Regions from separate parts of the Homo sapiens genome. Here region 1 is linked to region 2. Evidence: chromatin loops called from intact Hi-C (ENCODE). Cell type or tissue: OCI-LY7. All regions are shown on one strand. Region 1 overlaps DIP2C (disco interacting protein 2 homolog C). Region 2 overlaps DIP2C (disco interacting protein 2 homolog C).

Region 1 (5,000 bases), 210 kb before region 2:
CAACTGGCAGCAGAGGTTTATACTAGCATTGCCACAAACACATAACGCATTGCATTATGATGGCCACAACATCAATAAACTCCATTTCACAGGAATTTTTCAGCTTCATTACAGTCTTACGGAACCACTCTCATTTAGGGGACACTGTCTTGGGGACCACTGTGGTCTGTCATTGACAGAAACAGCACTATGCAGCACATGACTAATTCAGCAAAGGGACACGAGCTCCACAGACAGCCCAGCTCTCAGTCTGCTAAGACCACAGGCCATGATGAAGGGACTAAAGACCAGCTGGAGAACTCTGGCCCCCTCCCAGCAAATCCTTCTCATGTACACATGTATGTATGCACACGAATGCACACACACACACACACACTTCCACATATATGCATGTGTGTATACTTGTAACAACTCCACATACAAAATACAAGGCAATACTAAGACTCAGTGTGCATGTGCACATGCAACACACACACAATACTCACATAGCCCACACACTAGCACAAACTCATCTGCATGCACACACGTACACATGTAACATACTTACACACACATAAAACAGTACACTACACTCACACATGCAAACTCACACTTGCACACACATGCACATGGGAGTGCACTTGCATTCTTGCAAACCCTCATATACTTGTACCACATACAGGCACCCACCCATGCAACACACACATGCACACTCATACTTGCATGTACTCGTGTGCACAAATATCTGCTACATATTTGTATGCACACACACGACACGTGCAAAGCCATAAATGTGTACACATTTGAAAGTCACACAACTGCAACATACTTGCAACACACTCATGACACATATATGCACGTGTCTATACTTGCAGCACACACTACACTCATGCACATGCATGTGCAGTTGAAACACATGCAGTATTGCACACACGTACACTTGTAACACACAACAGCATATATACACAACACACTTGCACAAACTCATACTCTCATGCATATATGCACTTATACTTGTACCCACATCACACTCACCCATGCAACACATGACACAGGCAAGCTCGCACATGTACAAACTCATATTCACATGTGCAGACACTATTCACACACTTGCAAAACACACATGCATGTATGCACAGCACACTCACACATGCACTGAGACACACACACAAGGACCTGATCGGGTGAAAGGCTCCTGTTAAGCTGTTTGTCTTTGTCTCTATCTTCACTCCCTCCATTCTGCTGCTAAGTCTCAAGTTTACTGATGTACTTCTATTCTGTGGCCCCTGCTCTCAGGATCTTGATACTTGGGCTAACCAATGAGTAGGAATTAATTTAGTATCTATGCTTTTCTGGTAATACCCTTTAGTTATGACTTCAGGTTACAAGCCCGGAGGAAGCTAAGAAAGTTTTCATTCTAGGACTTTACACCAATGTAATGTTCTTAAGATGTAAAAAATTGCTAAAACTGTTCCTTTTTCTTTTGAGACAAGGTCTTGCTCCATTGCCCAGGCTGGAGTGCAGCGGTGTGATCATGGCTTACTGTAGCCTCTAACTCTCAGGATCAAGCAGTCCTCCCACCTCAGCTTTTTAAGTAGCTAGGACTATAGGCACATGCCACCACACCTAGTTCATTTTTAAAAAATGTTGTAGAGATGGAGTCTCGCTATGTTGCCCAGGCTGCCCTCAAACCTCTTGGGCTCCAGTGATTCTCCTGCCTTGGCCTCCCAAAGCACTGGGATTACCGGTGTGAGCCCATTCCCAGCCTTAAAACCGCATCTTCAAATGCAGACAAATATATATATATATATATATATTATATTTTTTTCCTATCTAAAGTCTGAAAAACTCAAGTATTCATGGAAAGACCAAATTGGAAGTCATTGAGAGACTTATGATTTCATTTTAAATGAATTACACTGTAACAAATATTTTAAAATTGAACAGTCACTTGCAAATAGTCTCAACACAATTTCATCATTTCCTTCCTGCACATGTGGGACTGTAATCTGTTCCAGAAGCAGGGAGAGTGTGTCCCCTCACTCTATGATGCAGAAATGCTCTCCATGGTGACCTGTCACAGATGCAGGCAGGTCCCACCCACCATGGCTCCAAGAATAAAAAGGGCATCAGAAACAGGGGCAGAAAACCAAGCAGAAATGGCTAATACCCCTGTTCGACAACTGACTTTCACAATGGTGGTCTTCCTCTGTAGGCCGTCTTTCTTGTGCGTGTGCACATTCATATTCTCTCTCAAGGAAATTGCATGTGCATACCAATAAGCTAACCTTCTCCAGAGTAATTAGACGATAATTGGGCAGGTGCCTTGGAGCTCGCAAGTGAGTGTGCCATTAAAGCAACAGGAACAGTAATTAATCCTGTGACAGAGCCTAATGCAGATCAAGTGAGAAAACCACCATCCCATTTTTATAGGAAGAGTAACAAGAAAGAAATAAGATCAGTGCTTTTAGTGGCTCTCATTTCACTGCCTCCCGACTGCTGGCCTTGGACTGTCGACTTTCTCACCCTCTGTGGTCAGCAGCCCTGGGCCGGTGGATCAGAAGAGGTGAGTCCTCTGTCACCATCCAGCTGCCGGAGCTCATAGTGACAGCATCTGCCCCAGTCTGGCTCTTCACAGCATTCCTTTACTTTGTCCTCACAGGTGCCTGGGAAGACTGGCTTTACTGCACCTGTTCTGAGCACCCCCAGAGCTCCTGCTGAAATGTGATTCCCAGGGTTGGAGGTGGGGCCTAATGGAGAAGTCGGAGTCATGCAGGCAGATCCGTCATGATAGATGCAGGCCTTCCCTGGGGGTGAGCAGGTTCTTGCTCTACCAGCTCCCGGGAGAGCCGGTGGCTAAAAACAGTCTGTCCCCTCCTCCCACCACGTGATCTCTGCACTTGTGGCCCCTCTTTCCCTCCACCATGAGTGAAGCTCCCTGAAGCCTGACCAGAGGCAGATGCAGGCACCACACTTCCTGTACAGCCTGCAGAACTGTGTGCCAAATACACTTCTTTTCTTTATAAATCACCAGCCTCAGGTGTTCCTTTACAGAAATGGAAACAGACTAAGGCAAGAGGGAAACTGAGGTTACAGAGTGTAATACCTCGTCCCAGAGGAGCTGACTTCTGACCTGTGTGACCCAGAGCCCCCTGCCAGTGGCTGCAGCACCAGGCATATTACATGCTGGTAAAGGTTGAAAGTGATGCTGGAGATTAAAGCTGGATGACATTTTTACCTAGGAATATTTAAGGGAGGTTTAAGGAAGGAGAGGGCTTTGGGGCTGGCTTGGAGGACTGGAGAAAAGGCCCCTGGGGCCACACTCCTTGGAGGTGGGCTGGGGGCTGCGGACTGTGAGTGGGTGGTGAGGGCATCGGAGAGCAAGACTGGGACGCCGCTGAGATTCTCTGCAGTGGGGGGGTAAGGGAGAAGGGGCCCAGCCAGACGGAGGGGACCACAGACAGACCTGGTTAGAAAGGTCAAAGAGAGAACATCGCGGAGAAAAAAACAGAAAGGAATGAGAAGAGTGAGAGCAGCCCCAGAAGCCGGGAGGGAAGGGCAGCGTGGTGTCCCACCCGAGGGCACGGGAGAAAGAGCGGCACACGGTCCATCTGGAGGGCAGCAGGGAGGGTTCAGGGGTGCCTGGGCGGGGCCCGGCACACAGTCCATCTGGAGGGCAGCAGGGAGGGTTCAGGGGTGCCTGGGCGGGGCCCGGCACACGGTCCCTCTGGAGGGCAGCAGGGAGGCTTTGGGGGTGCCTGGGCGGGGCCCGGCACACGGTCCATCTGGAGGGCAGCAGGGAGGCTTTGGGGGTGCCTGGGCGGGGCCCAGCACATGGTCCATCTGGAGGGCAGCAGGGAGGGTTCAGGGGTGCCTGGGCGGGGCCCAGCACACGGTCCATCTGGAGGGCAGCAGGGAGGCTTTGGGGGTGCCTGGGCGGGGCCCGGTGAAAGGAAGTCACTTTACAGCCAGACTTTGCTTTCCTTCTTTGTATGTAAAATGCCAGGTCTGAGTCTCATGAAGATGTCTGGCATCCGAGGAGCTCCCCTCGGCACTGCTCAAGGGTGAGAGCCTAGGCCAGCTAGCAGCGACGGTCAGCGGCGTGGGTGCCGACCAGAGGCATGCAGTGGTGTGTGGGAAAGTGAACTGCACCGCCAGCTCCTGTTCCTATGTACTCTCACTTCCATTTCAGATGCTTTCCAAAGCAGCTAGCAGCCTAGTCAGGGAAAAGGTTACGCTTTGAGGGCCAGGCCACAGACAGAACTGCATACATGTGTTATTGATGAGCTACTGCTCACTCCTTCAGGAAGTTATATAATTATGAGTTATTTTCCAAAGAATTCTTATGGGGAGTCAGGTGAATTTGTTTTAATGCCCAGAAGTGATTATTTAGAAAACTGTATGCCCAGAAACAAGTTACCTAATCTAAAACTACATTTCTGATTTTTCTAAGTGTTCCAGACTGAACTTTGTCCCTGGCAGCTGGTGGCCTTGGGGGCAGGCGTTGCCTCTGGCCCTCAGCCTGCAGGGCCTCCTGAGGGCTCCTACGTGGCCACCACTCTTCTGTGATTTTATAACTGTGCAGCCAGTGGTTCTGTCGACCAGAGGGCCTGATGGAAGAGCCACAGGGCCAGGCATGCATCTACGAGTGTGAACCGTCAGGGCGGGCGTGGCTCCTGGCCCTGGCGTGTGAGCTCTCAGCCACTGGCCGTCCCATGCAGGCTGTTGGGACACCCCTGGTCTCCCCCCACCAGATGCCAGCTGAGCCACTGCCCAACTTGTGCTGATCGAAAATGCCTCCAGGCATGTCAGACATCCCTGGGGGCACAGGCACACACAGCAACAGGTCACGGAGCGGCTGCTGACGGCGATAAGGGAAGGCACCATGTCCCACGCACTTCACCTAAGCAACAATGAACGGGCACCTCTACAGTCACCAAGTGGAAGATGATCTGTTTCAACGGGGGAAGTCTGCAGTAAAAATGACGCCTTCTTTCCTTCCTCTCTGGCATCTTAGTGGG
Region 2 (5,000 bases):
AATTATTACATGTTTAGTCGTTCATGTTAGAATTTATGACTCGCTTTAGACAAAAGAAATAAACATAAGCTACTAAATTAATGACTTAGGGGAAAAGTTACTACAATAACTTAGAAGTCAAACTTTGCAAACTGAATTTGTTGGACCATGTAAGCCAGATGATCAGTTTTTAAAATTGTTTGTCGCGTGTTTCCCTCAAGGACGGAAGTCTCCCCTTTACTCTCATCCACTGCATGCTGCAGCCCGCACCTCTCATCCACCACAGCACACTGCGGCCCGCGCCTCTCCTCCACCGCGCCACACCACGGCCCGTGGCTCTCGTCCACCACAGCACACCGCAGCCCATGCTTCTTGTCCACCGTGCCACACCGCGGTCCACTGCGCCACACTGCAGCCTGCAATTCACCCTGTACCACGCCTTCCACACCTTACCTGAAAGTCACTAAGTATAACCAAGAAGGAAATGAAAAGTAGATAAATGACCTCCACCCCCACCCCATGTCCAGCCTGCACATGTTTAAACATTCATCAAAGTAAAACCAAAAACTCACGTTAGCTCACGATTGTAACTGGTAGAATCATGTGCATGGCAATTTTAAAAGTCTCATTAAGTAAAAACCTAATCGAACCTCTCAAGAAATACAAAGTTTATACAAAAAGACATCTGCAAACATCGACAGTGAGGAAAGGACTTCACTCACCATCCAGCCTGTCCTGGAAGCCACGGCCAAATGCCAGGTTGTATAGATCCAAAAAGCAGAAAAAACAGTGCTGAAATGTGTACAGTCTTGGCAATGTACAAATTCAGATGTAGGATGCTCAGAAACCTTGAATTTCCAATCAGAGAACAGGAACATGAGCAAGTTCCCCAGCAGTGCCCACCTTCTGCCTATAGCATGTGTAACAGGAATGCTGGCCACCTCGGGGGGACAGAGGCTTCCTGGTGCATTCGCCCTGCCAGCCGCACAGCTGGCCCCACCACAAACACCTGCTAATACTGAAGAACCACCCCCCTTCCTTGGGCTTTGCTCACTCTAGCCAGGAGAGCGTATTTACACAGTGCATTATCGACTCAGTTCTCGTTCAATACGTCAAGCTTGTTGAAGGCATGGCAACCCCACTCCTGGCCCAATTAAGTGAACTGAGCAGAACAAATGCCCCCAGTTCGACGGCACTCAGTCACAACAGCAACGGCCACCATTCACAGGGTGCTGGCTTCGTGCCGGGAACAGTTCCAGGCGTCTTCTTTGTCCGAGGAATTTACACTGCAACCCTGCAGGGCCGTTCGCAATGTTCACCAGAGGGTTCTGAGGCAGCCAAGTCCAGGCTGTCTGTGGGCCTCACCGCATGGCCGTCCGTGTCCCCCTGCAGACCAGACCTCACTCCAAGGACCGCGGGTTCCAGGGCTGCCTTGAGGCACATGCTCCCTTCGCCACCTCCTCCTGGCCCCTGACACCGACCCTCACCACTGCTGCCAACACCGTATTTCCTCATGGCTCCTGAGGGACCTGGTCTTTCTGCACGTCCCTGCTCCCTGCGTCCGGCTTGGAGGATGCCCGTATCAACGCCAACATTCACGTAATCACCACCCCCCTTCCATGGGGGGCTTTATGCCTAGGAGTCTCAATATCAGAATGTCGGATTCCTGTGCTTGGAGGATTTATTCCCACTGTGGAAGTGAAGGGGGTAAAATTCTAGGTGCCTGCAATAACCTCATTTCTGTAGCTAAGCAACTTCAGTAGTAGCAAAAAACAAGCTTTTTTTAACTTCTTTTATACAAGCTAAAAACAATTTTTACGTCCACGTTCTCATCAGCTCCCACCTGGTGAGCAGGCAGATAGTAATTTTCAGAAAAACAAATTGTTCCATAATTTTAACACTTAGTGTTATCACTATTAAGAATTATAAACGTTAATTACATAACTATCCAAAATGCCTCAGGGAAAAAAATGTCATCCAATTGGTTCTTTAAAGTGTTACAAATGCAGCTGAGTTTTAATAGTAACTTGTCCATAATTGTCAAAAGAATCTTTAAAAATCTTAATACTGAAAGAATAACCATAAATGGATATAAAATACAAAGCAGAAGAGTTAACATTTGAGGTAGATTGTGGCCTATATTTTTAACATATGCATAGTTATTTACCTAGCTGAAGTACATCCCTCTCCTCCTAGGCTCTTCCAAGCTGATTTTCAAACATAGACTGGCTTTTGGTTCATGAAGGCAGATTTAAAAGATGTCAGGATCGGGCCGGGTGCAGTGGCTCACACCTTTAATCCCAGCACTTTGGGAGGCCAAAGTGGGCCAATCACTTGAGGTAAGGAGTTCAAGACCAGCCTGGCCAATATGGCAAAACCCTGTCTCTACTAAAAATTTTTGTAATTAGCCAAGCGTGGTGGCATACACTAATAATCCCGCTACTCAAGAGGCTGAGGCAGGAAGAACTGCCTGAACCCGGGAGGCAGAGGTTGCGGTGAGCCAAGATCGCATCACTGCACTCCAGCCTGGGCAACAGAGTGAGACTGTCTCTCAAAAAAATAAAAATAAAAATAAGAAAGCCTTCAGAAAAAGCTATGAGCACCGCCCCCACCCAACCCAAGCAATCACACGGCAATGGTTATCACCTGATTTTCACACAATAGATAAAATTCTATTCTCGTCTCTAAACACTATGGTAAACACCTGCCATCAACCCACAGAAACTCCTGGGACCCAATAACACTGAACTAGCAAGATTAACAGGCCACACACGGAGAGTTTAGCTGCAGAAAGTGATGGCACTAAGAATATGTCTGTGCTCAAACCAGATTCCTTGCTTTCGGGGTGAAGGGGCTTCCCCAGGAAGATCTAGTCCAGTGGGATGGTTTCCACTTCCACGACGAGAGGAAACGAGGGGGTTTCCTGAAGCCACTGGCATGACTTGGGTCTCTGTACCTTTGTCCTCCATCCTGTTATGGGATGAGGGTGGGCTGAAGGCAGGTTCTCCCTACATCTTCCGGGCAGGAAAGATGGAGCTGACAAGCAGATGACAGCTTTTCCAAAATGTTCCCACGTTTATAACCTGTTGTTGACCTGCTTTCCCTGGAGATCAGTGAAGTGGCATCATTGATTCTCTTCCATTAGGGACAACCGGGCAGTATGGGAGGCGGGGGAGAGGAGGGGGGGGATGGGGAGGGGAAGGAGGGGATGGGGGGGAAGGGAGGGGATGGGGGGGAAGGGAGGGGATGGGGGGGAAGGGAGGGGAAAGGGGGGGAAGGGAGGGGAAAGGGGGGGAAGGGAGGGGAAAGGGGGGGAAGGGAGGGGAAAGGGGGGAAGGGAGGGGAAAGGGGGGGAAGGGAGGGGAAAGGGGGGGAAGGGAGGGGAAAGGGGGGAAGGGAGGGGAAAGGGGGGGAAGGGAGGGGAAAGGGGGGGAAGGGAGGGGAAAGGGGGGGAAGGGAGGGGAAAGGGGGGGAAGGGAGGGGAAAGGGGGGAAGGGAGGGGAAAGGGGGGGAAGGGAGGGGAAAGGGGGGGAAGGGAGGGGAAAGGGGGGGAAGGGAGGGGAAAGGGGGAGGGGGTGGGGGGGGACAGGGGGTAGGGTGGGGGGGGACAGGGGGTTGGGGGGGACGGGGTAGGGTGGGGGGGGGACAGGGGGTAGGGTGGGAGGGGGGACAGGGGGATGGGGGAGGGGGATGCGCAGGTGCCTGCTGTGCATGGAACCCAAGCCCCTCGCAGAGCTCAGGATGAACCCAGTTTCCAGGCCCGGGGCCATCATCAGCCAGGAGAGGCATCCGCGGCACTTCCCAGCAATGGCCACAGGAAGTACCAACTCAGGCCCATCAGGGGCTTCCTCACTGTGGGGGTTTTTAAAAGTAGAGCACAGAGGTTCAGGTCTAGTGGCACAGTCAAACGTTGACAGACTCCATGGAAACACGGACTTGGCCCCTCCATCCCACCAGCCTGCATGGCCGCCCCTCTCCGCTCCCATCATACACATCCCCATCCAGCCAAGCCCCTTCTCCTTTTCCCTTCTCCATTTCTCCACTGGATTCATCAAATCAAACCTTGCTGTCCTTGGCAAATGTACCATGAATTTACTTACTGCCCAGAACAAAAGCACACTTCCAGTTAACATGACACCCCCACTATGGTAGAACACAGCCCTAATTCAGACATTAGGTGAAGGAACAAGGGAGGGGAGTCGAGGGCAGTCCTGAGTCAGCAGCTGTTTTCTGGGGAAAGCCTCTGGCCCACCCAAGCCCGACGCTCCGCCCCACACTGTCCTGGTGTCTGAAAGCTCCATGAAGACAGGGTCACTCTGACCCCTTCACACCCACAACGCCGAAGAGGAGCAGGTGTTTGGGAAAAGCCTCCTGCTGGCGGTGAAGGCAAGAATAATTCCTCATGATACCCAGAATGTCAGAAGAAAAGAAGGCACCATATGGACGCCTTCCAAGTGAATTTTGGAATGATTCTACCGAATGCCATTCATCCTTTTTCAGAACAAAATCAATACCAGAAACGTGTCACCAGCAGAAAGATGGTCCCTTTGATTGACGGCTTACAAACACAAGTATGTTACACTGAATTTATCTCAAGCCACCCTCTCTGTGATAATATAAAAGGTCTCTTTATTAACAACCAGTAGCCTTTCTCATCTGGTGCTTTTTAACAAGAGGGTCCTGTAACCCTCAGGCATTGTCTAAACGTCAAATGGAAGCCTAGGATCCTCTTCTGTGCAGTTTCACCACAAAGTATTTTGACTTGAGCCAAATCATGCTATTCCTACACCTCCACAGGAAACTCAACGTTTCATCAAGGAAAGGCAGCATGATTTCTGCTAGGCAGTTTGGTGGGGTGGGCGTGGGGTTGAGGGAACATCACATGGAAAGCACACCCCGATATCACCAGCCTGACAGCCACACTGGCCAGCAAGTCCTGGTCAGCTCGGTCTCTGCACAGTCACAGGCATGAGGCCTGGAGGGCGGACACCCAGTGCTGCTGACCACCCCAAGGTCATGGC

Evidence for each region. Hi-C counts contacts between places; a loop is a spot of excess contacts. Peaks named below come from ENCODE experiments on the same cell type or tissue, not always from the same donor. Only the 100,000 strongest peaks of a DNase experiment are listed, where the experiment ranks them.
Region 1: a loop joins it to region 2, with 4 times the contacts of the local background. A loop is called at or near these places in 1 of 110 quality-filtered maps.

Annotation. Positions count from the first base shown.
Region 1 is chr10:304,199-309,198 of GRCh38, forward strand. All of the region lies in intron 32 of DIP2C (disco interacting protein 2 homolog C), which reads right to left. Among named protein-coding and RNA genes, the nearest start is that of ZMYND11, 170 kb to the left of the region's middle. RefSeq lists enhancers at 2,949-2,998, 4,225-5,000. In OCI-LY7, no CTCF peak of the experiment used is centred here; DNase peaks (open chromatin) are centred at 2,003 and 2,903; H3K4me3 peaks cover 3,197 bases; H3K27ac peaks cover 3,846 bases.
Region 2 is chr10:513,192-518,191 of GRCh38, forward strand. The region is part of intron 1 of DIP2C (disco interacting protein 2 homolog C); the gene reads right to left. Among named protein-coding and RNA genes, the nearest start is that of DIP2C-AS2, 110 kb to the right of the region's middle. RefSeq lists an enhancer at 1,324-1,824. In OCI-LY7, no CTCF peak of the experiment used is centred here; DNase peaks (open chromatin) are centred at 390, 1,010, 2,670 and 3,777; H3K4me3 peaks cover 3,142 bases; H3K27ac peaks cover 4,574 bases.